Regions from separate parts of the Homo sapiens genome. Here all the other regions are linked to region 1. Evidence: chromatin contacts called from ENCODE Hi-C or POLR2A ChIA-PET data. All regions are on one chromosome and are shown on one strand. Each heading gives the region's core, a stretch centred on a gene start or an enhancer-like site at or near the end of the contact. The rest is flanking DNA. Distances are from core to core; before and after follow the strand shown.

Evidence for each region. A loop is a pair of places that touch in the nucleus more often than their neighbours do. ChIA-PET counts read pairs that join two places held with the same protein, here RNA polymerase II (POLR2A). Pooled maps may share reads with other maps.
Region 2: a map of CD4-positive, alpha-beta T cell shows a loop between it and region 1 (6-fold over the local background). The contact joins the promoter of ANKRD54 here to the promoter of TOB2 in region 1. A Hi-C loop is called at or near these places in 1 of 168 maps with a recorded cell type or tissue (CD4-positive, alpha-beta T cell) and 5 of 50 pooled maps. POLR2A ChIA-PET finds 5 or more read pairs at or near these places in 1 of 52 experiments (activated CD4-positive, alpha-beta T cell).
Region 3: a loop to region 1 is called in a pooled map, with 9 times the contacts of the local background. The contact joins the promoter of LGALS1 here to the promoter of TOB2 in region 1. A Hi-C loop is called at or near these places in 1 of 50 pooled maps. POLR2A ChIA-PET finds 5 or more read pairs at or near these places in 3 of 52 experiments (AG04449, T-cell and activated B cell).

Annotation. Positions count from the first base shown.
Region 1 is chr22:41,445,021-41,448,612 of GRCh38, reverse strand. It overlaps TOB2 (transducer of ERBB2, 2), which reads left to right and starts at 1,812. Exons shown (of 2, transcript NM_016272.4): 1 at 1,812-2,234. It overlaps LOC105373043 (a long non-coding RNA gene), which reads right to left and starts at 1,668. Exons shown (of 2, transcript XR_938274.2): 1 at 581-1,668; 2 at 1-494. RefSeq lists a silencer at 681-780 and enhancers at 651-1,346, 1,351-1,600, 1,347-2,042.
Region 2 is chr22:37,842,942-37,846,210 of GRCh38, reverse strand. It overlaps ANKRD54 (ankyrin repeat domain 54), which reads left to right and starts at 1,877. Exons shown (of 8, transcript NM_138797.4): 1 at 1,877-2,300. The coding sequence starts at 1,973. It overlaps MIR658 (microRNA 658), which reads left to right and starts at 1,840; the gene lies at 1,840-1,939. RefSeq lists a silencer at 1,707-2,406.
Region 3 is chr22:37,674,362-37,678,072 of GRCh38, reverse strand. It overlaps LGALS1 (galectin 1), which reads right to left and starts at 2,437. Exons shown (of 4, transcript NM_002305.4): 1 at 2,362-2,437; 2 at 1,008-1,087. The coding sequence starts at 2,370. RefSeq lists an enhancer at 1-621 and silencers at 465-974, 2,495-2,634.

The DNA of each region.
Region 1 (3,592 bases), core at 563-3,062:
GACCAATGGGAAGGCTGTTGCTAACACACCGGCTATATTTTTAGCTTTCAGTGCTCTGGGAGCGTGTGGGTCGGCTGAGCCTCTCTGCCTGGTGGGAAGAGCTAGGGGAAAAGAGAGAAGGGAAGGGGAGGGGGAAAGGGAGGGTGCAGCGGGCATGTGCGGGAGGGGGCGTGTGTGTGACGCTGTCACTCGCTGACGCACAAGGCAAGTAGTCCCTGGAGGTGCCCCCGGGGTTGCGACGCTCAGAGTGTGGGGGATGGGGGGGCGCTCAGGCTATCTCCCGCCTCCCTGTCCCGGTGGAGTTTGCCCTCCAGCCCGGCATTTCTCTGTTGCATTCAGGGAAAGTGCATTTAAACCCCCCACGCTACTGGTGCTCTCCGCCCTTGCCAAAAAAAGCGATCAAGGAAAAAAAAAAAGCAAACTGTTCGTAGCTGGAAACTTTCGGATCTCGCCACCCAACGTGGGGATGGCGGCTGCTGCTGGGCCGGAACCGTCTGGAATGACAAAAAAGGTGTGGGCGGGAGGGGAGAACTGGGAAATGGGAGATCTAAGGAGGGACCGGGGAGAAGACCTCACTCACAGTCCCCCGGGGGCTCCAGACTGCATCTTCCGGCACTCCTGTCTGCCTGTGACCGCAGAACACGGCCCTCCCTCCCCCTGGCTCTGTGTCCCGCACACTCACAGAGGCAGAGCAGCCCGCGTGGCCAGAGCCGGGGGAGGGGGCCTCAGCGCGCGGGCCTGGCGCGCCCAGTCCCGGGTTCGCGGAGCCTCGCTCCGCCGCCCGAGGGGCCGTAGTGGGTGCGAGCCTTGCGCCCGTTGCACGGTCAGGGGCCACCCCACGCCGGCGGGACTGCGACTAGAAGAAATGTGGGGCTCTCCCGCGTGCCCCACACTGGGGTCGCTGGCCAGAAAGAGCAAACAAGAGTTGGGAGAGGGGCTGCGCCCGCGCGCCTGCGCAGAGCCAGAGCCGGCCCTCCAGGCTGCAAGGAAAGGAGCGCCAGAGGCGGTGAGGGGAAGGTCCTTTGTGGCACTCGGCTAGTTTCACGGCCGTCAGCCTCGTCCTCGGCTCCTCTTACTCCCGCACAGCGTGGCCCAGGCCCCAGAGTCTCCCTCGCCTTTCTTTCGACGTTGAGCCCCCCGAGGAATCACAAGGCGCTCGGAAGACTCATGCCTGCCCGAAACGGGTCCGAAATGTTTCCAGAGCCCGCGTCGTCCCCTCAGTTCCCCCTCCCGCAGAGGCCGTAACGGGGCGATGCTATCGCCGCGGACACGGCCAGACGCTCGGAGCTGGAGGGAAGGCCCCGGGAAACGGCTCGGGCAAACGTCCGAACCATGGGCTCCGAGGCAGGTGCAGGGCGGACGACTCAGCGGGGGGTTTCCGGCGGGCATGGTGACTCCCTCCCCTCCCCCGCGATACTCGTCCCCCAAACACAACTAAAGGGAGAGTGCACTGTGCCCGGCTCGTGAGCAACCCGGCCCCAGGTGGTCCCCGGCCCTCACGGAGCGCCCCTGGGAGAACACCTCACACGACGCGCACAAGTTCAGAGTGGTATGGGAATGAAGGAAAGGAGTGCGGCGCGGCGCTGTGACAGGGAGGGGAAGACGGGGAGCCGGACGCACGACCGGCGAGCACAGAAGGGCACAGGAGCTGCTCCGCGAGATACCAGCGAGCTGAGGCGCGGGGCTGGCTGGGAAGTAGTCCCGGCCGGGCCCTGGCCCCGCCCCTGCAGGGCGGAGGGACGCATCACGCAGGGGTGGGGAAGCCGGATCCGTGCGCAGGGTTGCTAAGGGTGAAACTTTTCATTGACTTTGCTCACTTCGGGCCGGGGCGCGGGAAGGTGCGGGTTGTTGGCTGAGGCAAGCCGTGGCTCGGGCGACGCGGGGCCAGGAGGGCAGGACCGTCTGCCGGCGACAGCCCATACCGTCTGCCGTTGCGCGACACGAACCACCCTCCGATCCGCCATCCCCGCGTCGTCGCCGCTAGTCCGCCCGCCCGCCCTCGGGCCCCCCGCTGCCGAGCCCGACCTCCTAAGAGCTGAAAGAAATTATTGAGAGTCATAGTCCATAGCCCCCTGCTTCGTCCCCCAACCCTCAACGACGAAAAGGACTTCGGTCCCCTGGCCCGGCGACGCCCGGGAAGGAAAGGAGAGCGACCTCCGCCCCGCGCTCAGGCCACCCTGGAGGGAGAAGCCGCCCCGCGGCCGGTAGAGCGCCCCGCCGCCGCGGAGACCCGAGTGAGTGAGTTGGGGGGCGTGCGGGCGGGGGGCCCGCCCCGAGACCCAGCCGGCCGGACTACCTCTTCCACCCCGCCCCACTCCCGCTTTGCTGGACTCTCCACGTTGCTGCCGCTCCCTCCCCGCCTGGCCAGCATTTTCTTTCCCCATCCAGCTTCCCTCCAGACCCCACTTTCCCCAGCTCCTCTTCTCACGCCATCTGTGCTCCTGGGGTGCCCAAGAGCTCCTTTTTCTCCCAGTTCCAAGAGTGGCCCTCTCCTGGGTGGGGTGCATTTCCTCCCTTCCCCGCCTCCCCCGGTTCTTTATATCCTAGCTACTCGCTAGATCTTCCTTGTTCTCCAAAGAAACATAACTCCCCCCACCGTTAAATAAATCCGAGGAAGGAAGGGGATCCAGGCCTTGTTTTTCTGCTTCTTTTCCCGTGTGCAGGGAAGGGGGGTGGTAATTGTTAATAGACTCTATTTCTGGCTCTGTGGAGCCTGAAGGGTGGAGGGTGGACACCCCCTTTGGCGACGGGACAGGTCAGTGGAGATTGTCCTTGGGCCACTGAGCCAGAGTTCACCGTTTCGGCTGAGCTCTTTATACTCTTAAGTGTTTTAATGGAAAATTGGGCAGAAAAAAGTACCCTTAGAGCAGTGCCAGTGAGTGGATTCTGCTTATCTTGGTAAGGTGCCTGCGAGGTGGGGCCCTACCCCCAAACTCCTTCCCCTCCTGTCCGGAGGATGAACTGTGCCCTTGACCACCAGAAATCTGGGAGGGGAAGGAGGGTGCAGAGAGGAGGCACAGCCGGCAGGCCCTCTCCCTCCCCCAGGAGAAACCAGAACCCCGCACAGCAAGCTTCAGCTTGGGGACGGGTGGAGGCCAGTCTCTGGTGCTACTCCGTATCTAAACGGTCTTTTTCTCCTTCTTACCCACCGTACCCTGGGAATGGGTCCTTCATCTCTGATTTTCCGGCAGAAAAACAATCCTATTGCTTTCTTGGGCTTCTACCCCCATCCCTCCGTGAAGCATAGGGGGAAAGAAGCTTGTGTGGGAGGAAGGATTAAGGAGGTTTAACACCCAGCGGGGGAGCTTGCCGAGGATCTGGTAAGTCTGGTCGTAAAGCAGACCTTGCAATGGGAGGAGACACACAGAATTTTAGTATGAGAAGATGCTCAGGTGTCAGGTGTACAGTTTTTTTCTTCTCTGCCTGGGAACCTTTTCCTATTTCCCTCTCCCGGATCTGGTTACTCAGTCTTCGATTAGAAATGGGGTGAGGCTTGGGCCCTGCTGGCCTTGGCCTGGCGCCTCCCCACAGCTTGACTGGAAATTTCTTTGGCCGAGAGGACGGGAGAACTGGGTTTGATTCCTGCCTTTCC
Region 2 (3,269 bases), core at 628-3,127, 3.6 Mb after region 1:
AATTGTAAGAGAAAGATTACTTTTTTTTTTCTTTTTGAGATGGAGTCTTTCTCTGTCGCCCAGACTGGAGTGCAGTGGTGCGATCTCGGCTCACCGCAAGCTCTGCCTCCTGGGTTCACGCCATTCTCCTGCCTCAGCCTCCTGAGTAGCTGGGACTAAAGGTGCCCACCACCACACCAGGCTAATTTTTTTGTATTTTTAGTAGAGACGGGGTTTCACCATGTTAGCCAGAATGGTCTCAATCTCCTGACCTCGTGATCTGCCTGCCTCAGCCTCCCAAAATGCTGGGATTACAGGCGTGAGCCACAGCGCCAGGCCTTTTTTTTGTTTTTGTTTCTTTCTGAGATGGAGTCTCGCTCTGTCACCCAGGCTGGAGTGCCATGGTGCGATCTCAGCTCACCGCAACCTCTGCCTCCCAGGTTCAAGCTACTCTCCTGCCTCAGTGTCCTGAATAGCTGGGATTACAGGCGTGCGCCACCACACCCAGCTAATTTTTGTATTTTTAGTAGAAACGAGGTTTCATCATGTTGGCCAGGCTTGTCTTGAACTCCCGACCTTGTCATCTGCCCATTTTGGCCTCCCAAAGTGCTGGGATTACAGGCGTGACCCACCGTGCGGAAAGATTACATTTTAACTGGGTTGAGTGGGAGGGTTTATATATGGAAAGAACTTTTGCCAGGACACAAGACCTGGTCCGGTGAGAGCTGGGCAACTGTGAATGAGTCTCTTCCCTCTGCTTTTCAACTCCTCACCTATAAAATAGGGATGGTCCTTCTTGTCTACTTTATAGAAGTGCTTGTGGGGTACGGGATTGTGAGAAGTTTTATGAAAACGTGCACCCATGAAATGTTGCTTGAGGAACACTTATTTGTTTCCTGGTCTTCTCCCATTGGATTGTGAGCATCTCAGGGGCACCAAGTCTGATCCTGTGTCCAGGACCTAGCAGTTACCTGGCTCAGTGACTGGCTGTCGAACTAAACTATTGCTCTAATGTAATCACTTTGTATTACAAATCTTTGTAGATCAGTCATCTACGTCGGGGTTACCTAGAGAACTCTGACTAAAGGAAATCCATTGCATTTAGACACTATTACTCACAGTTTGTAGTGGTATCTCCAAATTTCAACACATTTTCCCTTTCCCACGTACATTATGCATTTGTGGGAAGTTCTTTTTTTTTTTTTTTTTTGCGTTCATTGATTTACAACATCTATATCTACATGGATGGCGTGGCTTCTTCATTTTCCTTTGTGAGTGCCTGCAAATCATCTTAATCTGATTTGCTAAGGTATCTGCTTGTTTTCTCATTAGACTGGGAAATGGAGAGGAAAAAGAAAAAAAAAGGCCGGGCGCGGTGGCTCACGCCTGTAATCCCAGCACTTTGGGAGGCCGAGGCCGGCACATCTCGAGATCAAGAGATCGAGACCATCCTGGCCAACATGGTGAAACCCCGTCTCTACTAAAAATACAAAAATTAGCTGGGCGTGGTGGCGCGCGCCTGTAGTCCCAGCTACTCGGGAGGCTGAGGCAGGAGAATTGCTTCAAGGAGGCGGAGGTTGCAGTGAGCCGAGATCGCGAGCCTGGCGGCAGAGCGAGACTCCGTCGCAAAAAAAAAGCGTCTGAAATGCTGTTTTACTGGCTCCGGTAGCGACGTACAGCGAAAGCCAAGGTCACTTCAAGTTTGTAATTGGTTACAATGTCTGTCAGTCACGTTGCCGGAAACCCTGTCCAATTATCCTGCTTGTACTGTGCCCTCCCTTTCCGATTGGTTTTGGGACCGGTTTAAGCTGGAAGGGTAGTCATTGGTTCGCCGCTCTGTCTCGGCCTGAGCCCGCCCCCGCTCGGTTGCCGTGGTTGCGGGCCCTGCCCGCCCGCCAGCTCGCTGACAGCACGACTCAGGGCGGAGGGAAGTAGGTCCGTTGGTCGGTCGGGAACGAGGCTCAGGCGGCCAGGCCCGCGCGGAGCCGTTGCCATGGCAGCCGCCGCCGGGGACGCGGACGACGAGCCGCGCTCAGGCCACTCGAGCTCGGAGGGCGAGTGCGCGGTGGCGCCGGAGCCGCTGACTGACGCTGAGGGCCTCTTCTCCTTCGCTGACTTCGGGTCTGCGCTGGGCGGCGGCGGCGCGGGCCTCTCGGGCCGGGCGTCCGGCGGGGCCCAGTCGCCGCTGCGCTACTTGCACGTCCTGTGGCAGCAGGATGCGGAGCCGCGCGACGAGCTGCGCTGCAAGATACCCGCTGGCCGGCTGAGGCGCGCTGCCAGGCCCCACCGGCGGCTCGGGCCCACGGGCAAGGAGGTGCACGGTGAGCGGCGCGAGCGGCGCGGGGGCCCGGGGCGGGGCAGCCCGGGCGAGGGGCGGGGCCTCAGAGGACCAGTGGCCGCGCTTTGGTCGCCCCCGACCCTCAGCCGGGGTCCCCCGACGTCTGCGCTGAGGGCCACACTGACCCTTGAGTCTCCTTTCAGTAACGATGGTGATGATGGTTTTTTTAGAAAGTCTTCCTGCTCTGAGCCAGTCACCCCAGTCTTCTCTCACTGGGTAATTTCTGAATGGAAACTTCCCATGACTCGGAACGCTTATTGGTGAATAATAAAATGAGGTACTGGGGAACACTTTTATTATCATGGAGAGGGGAGGCCAGAGCCTGCAGCCAAGTCGTACCAGCTTGTTTAAATGCACGGACTTGGACTCCTTTACCACAGTTAGACCTTAGGGCAAATGATAGACCCTTTCAACCTTAGTTTTCTTTTTAAATTTTTTTATTTTTATTTATTTATTATTATTATCTTTTTGGAGACGGAGTCTCGCTCTGTTGCCCAGGCTGGAGTGCAGTGGCGCCATCTTGGTTCACTGCAACCTCCGCCCCCCGGGTTCAAGCGATTCTCCTGCCTCAGCCTCCCGAGTAGCTGGGGTTACAGGCGCCCACTACCAAGCCCGGCTAATTATTGTAATTTTAGTAAAGATGGGGTTTCACCATGTTTGCCAGGCTGGTCTCGAACTTCTGATCTCAGGTGATCCACCCACCTCGGCCTCCCAAAGTACTGGCATAACAGGCATGAGCCACTGGCCCGGCCTCAGCCCTAGTTTTCTCATCTGTAAAATGGGATGAGTTAAGTAAGGTAATGGATGTTTAGCTGTTATGCTGCCTTTGCTGTGCCCCAAACACTGCTGATACATGATCATCTGTCCTCACAAGAACTCTTTGAGACATAGAAATTGTTCCCACTTTACTGAAGAGGAAACTGAGGCTCAGAGAAATTGTCTTATTCCAGGT
Region 3 (3,711 bases), core at 1,188-3,687, 3.8 Mb after region 1:
GCTCATGCCTGTAACCCCAGCACTTTGGGAGGCCGAGGCGAGCGGGCAGATCATGAGGTCAGGAGTTCGAGACCAGCCTGGCCAACATGGTGAAACCCCGTCTCTACTAAAAGTACATAAATTAGCTGGGCGTTGTGGTGGGCCCCTGTAATCCCGGCTACTCAGGAGGCTGAAGCCGGAGAATCGTTTGAACCCGGGAGGCGGAGGTTGTGGTGAGCCGAGATCACGCCATTGCACTCCAGCCTGGGCGACAGGGTGAGACTGTGTCTCAAAAAATAAATAAATAAAATAATAAAATAATAAATAAATAAATAAAATAATAAATACATTTGTTGAGTGGTGATAATAGCAATACCTGCCTCTGAGGGTTTGGTTGAAATGAAATTAGTGCATGAGAAGTGTGCGGCTCTTAACAATATCAGCTGATCCTCATCCTCCTCACTGTCACTGCGCCAGCCGCATCTCACTTCCTCCACACAACCACCTCCCCCCTTGTTTTTCTAACAAACTGAGGCTAGGTGAGGTTGGTTGACTGGTCCAAGGTCACCTAACTGCCGAGAAAATAAGGCAGCCGTCTGAGTGAATGAGAAGTGAAGGAAGAAGGACCGGACTGAGCCAGTGAATGAATGAATGACCAGACGCAGGAAGGAGGGACTCAGGGGGAAGGCGGCGGTGACGCCCGCCCCACTCCTCTCCCCGCCCTCCCCAGCGACAGGTCCCGCCCAGACCGGAAAGGGGTGGGGGCGGGGGAGTCAAGGTATTACAGATGACGAGGCTGCAGCTGGTTTAGTTTAAGAGGCTACAGCAGGGAGGGAGCGGGGGAGGGGGCGGCAACGGTGGGGGCGCCCAGACCCTGCGGGGGAAGTGAGTCACCCAGAAAACGCAGCATCGGCGGCTGGCCGTTAACCCGCTCCCGGCCAGGGAGGAGATGTGGGCTTGGCCGGCCACGCCCTCCCTGCTGGACCAAGCCCGTCCCTGCCGCCCACCACCCCGACTTCACTTCTCACCTCTTAGCGTCAGGAGCCACCTCGCCTCGCACTCGAAGGCACTCTCCAGGTTTGAGATTCAGGTTGCTGGCGACCAGACCCTGCACAGACAAGCCCCGGCCCAGCCGGGTTAGAGGACAAGGCCTCCACTGCTCGAAGTGTCCGGGGGTGGCTGGGGGTGGGAGTGGGGTTGTTCCCGCCCGGCATCCTCTGACCAAGCCAAGGGGAAGCCTGGGGAAAGGATTGAGCTGTAATTTCCAGCCTCCGATTGTCTATGTGGTCCTGGGAAAGTCCCTATTCCCACCGGGGTTGGCTTCAGTCTGTAACGTGAAGGTTCTAGAAGACAGGCTCTAGAAGATTTTGCAGATTGGCTTGGGAATTTTGGACTCAAGAGTGACTTGGGAGATGGGGTGCTCTGTCCCATCGCAGATGGAGAGGATCAGGCTGGGGAGGGGCCGACACTTGGCCCACCGTCACACTGAATGGAGGGGCCGGCCCCTCTGCTGGAGAGGAAGTGGCTAGGGGCGGGCGACCCCACTATTCTCCTTCAAGCCCCTCTCTGCAAAGAGGCCCAGGGGCTAGAGAGGAGACCCTGAAAAACACGGCCTCTCTGCATTAGGGAGAATAGCCCTGCAGTCGGGCTGTGGCTGGGCTGGCTCAGGGTTAACAAGATTGAGCAAACTGCTGGGCACTGCTGTTCCCTGGCACCCCGAGTGGGTGGGCAAGAGTTAACTGGTTTGAGTGGTTTCTTCTGCCAGAAACTTGAACCCTTTCCCTGGGGCCCGAGGAAGATTCTCACCTCCCTGCCACCCCAACCTCCCAGCTTGGGGGTGGTGGAAGGGAATTTCCCCCGCCCCCCCCGCCACCAGCCTGGACACAACCACCCTCCACCCCCGACCTAGAAGGGCCCATCCTGGGCAGCTTGTCTCGGGTCCTGGCAACTTTTCAGCGTTCTCTGGAGCAGAGGGTAACTCTGCCCTGGCCTGGTGACCGGGACAGCTGCAGGGGGGAGGGGACAGGAGGCTCTTTGGGGTGGAGGAGGGGGAAAGGGATAGTGGCCTGGGTGTCCCCCAGTTGGCCACACCCTTCCCACGCTCACTTCTCAGAGAGCTGCAGAATGTCAACCCTGGGCAGAAATAACTGTGCTTTCAGACCCTGGAGGAATCCAGACAATTATCAATGCAGAGAAGGCCTTGAGGGACCATGGCGCCCACCCCCATTTTACAGATGTGGCCACTGAGGTCCAGAAAAGAGAAGGCACTGGTTCCAGGCCACACAGCTGGGGCTAGAATCTGCTCCCGATCTGCCCAGCTCTCCTCTGGCCATCAGTTCCTGCCCTATCCCCTGGACCTTGGGGGGGGGTCCCCACACTCACACAAGCCATGATTGAGTCCAGGAGGATGTTCCCGGGCAGGCGCACCAGCTGTCAGAAGACTCCACCCGAGAGAGATGGGCCCCCGGACGCTCCCACCCTTTTAACTGGACCGGACCGGGTGAGCCCCGCCCCCTGAAAGTTCAGCCAATTGCAAGTCAGGATAGGGCTGGGGGCCACTGGGGGCGGAGTCCGTGGAATTTTGAAGCCAGTTTTGGAGCAGAGGTGACCAATCAGAGTGGCGAGCTGCTGCCCCCCCTCACCCCGCCGCCCCCGGCCAGAGTCCAAGCTCCACCTCCTATTCTCCTTCATCCCTCTCCACCTCCCCACCAAAATTGTGCTGTGGCAGAGATTGGGGGAAGCCAGTGGAAAATAGTTTGATGATGAGCTAGGCCCACAAGTTGGCGGGAAGGGGCCTGTGGCCAGCAGGCTGGGCTCAGGGGGTGCCCAGAGAAGATGGCTGAGGAGGTGCAGGGTCCTTCAGGGAATCAGAGCTGGGGGAGACCAGGCCACTCCCGGGCAGGGACCAGGGCGTGGCTCCTGCTGCGTGCGCGTCTGCAGAGGGCCACTGACTTAACCACAGGCCCTGGCCCCACCCGGGCCTTCCCCGGAAGCAAGGACTGCGGCTGCTGCAGCGCTCTCTCGCTGGCTCCTCGGGAAGGCTAAAGAAAGGCTGGGCCGGGCGCCAAGCCTGAGGCTGCAGGGCTTGGCTAAGGCCTCGGGCTTGGCCGCGTTCAGGGGCAGGCAGGGGATAGTCAAAGCGCCCTGGCCTGACAGCCTCAGGCCTGAGAGTGTCAAGCTTAGGAGATGGCCCAGGGTGGTCCAGACCAGGAGGGGGTGGGGTCCTGGCTCTGTGCACCCTGTCCTTTCTCTTTTTTATTTTTATTTATTTATATATTTATTTTTGAGATGGAGTCTCGCTCTGTCGCCCAGGCTGGAGTGCAGTGGCGTGATCTCAGCTCACTGCAACCTCTGCCTCCCAGGTTCAACTGATTCTCCTGCCTCAGCCTCCCGAGTAGCTGGGACTACAGGCCCCCACCACCACACCCGGCTAATTTATGTACTTTTAGTAGAGACGGGGTTTCACCACGTTGGCCAGGCTGGTCTCAAACTCCTGACCTCAGTTGATCCACCCGCCTCAGCCTCCCAAAGTAATGGGATTACAGGTGTGAGCCACCATGCCTGGCCACCCTGTCTGCTCTCTTAACATCTCCTCTGAGGCCCGGCACAGCCCTCCCTTCCCTGAGTGTTCAGCAGGTATTTTACTGAGCACCTACTATGTACCTGGCCCTGGGCTCTGAGGATTCAAAGCTGAACCCCTCCCAGTCCCCACTCTCAAGGAGCGCATAGTTG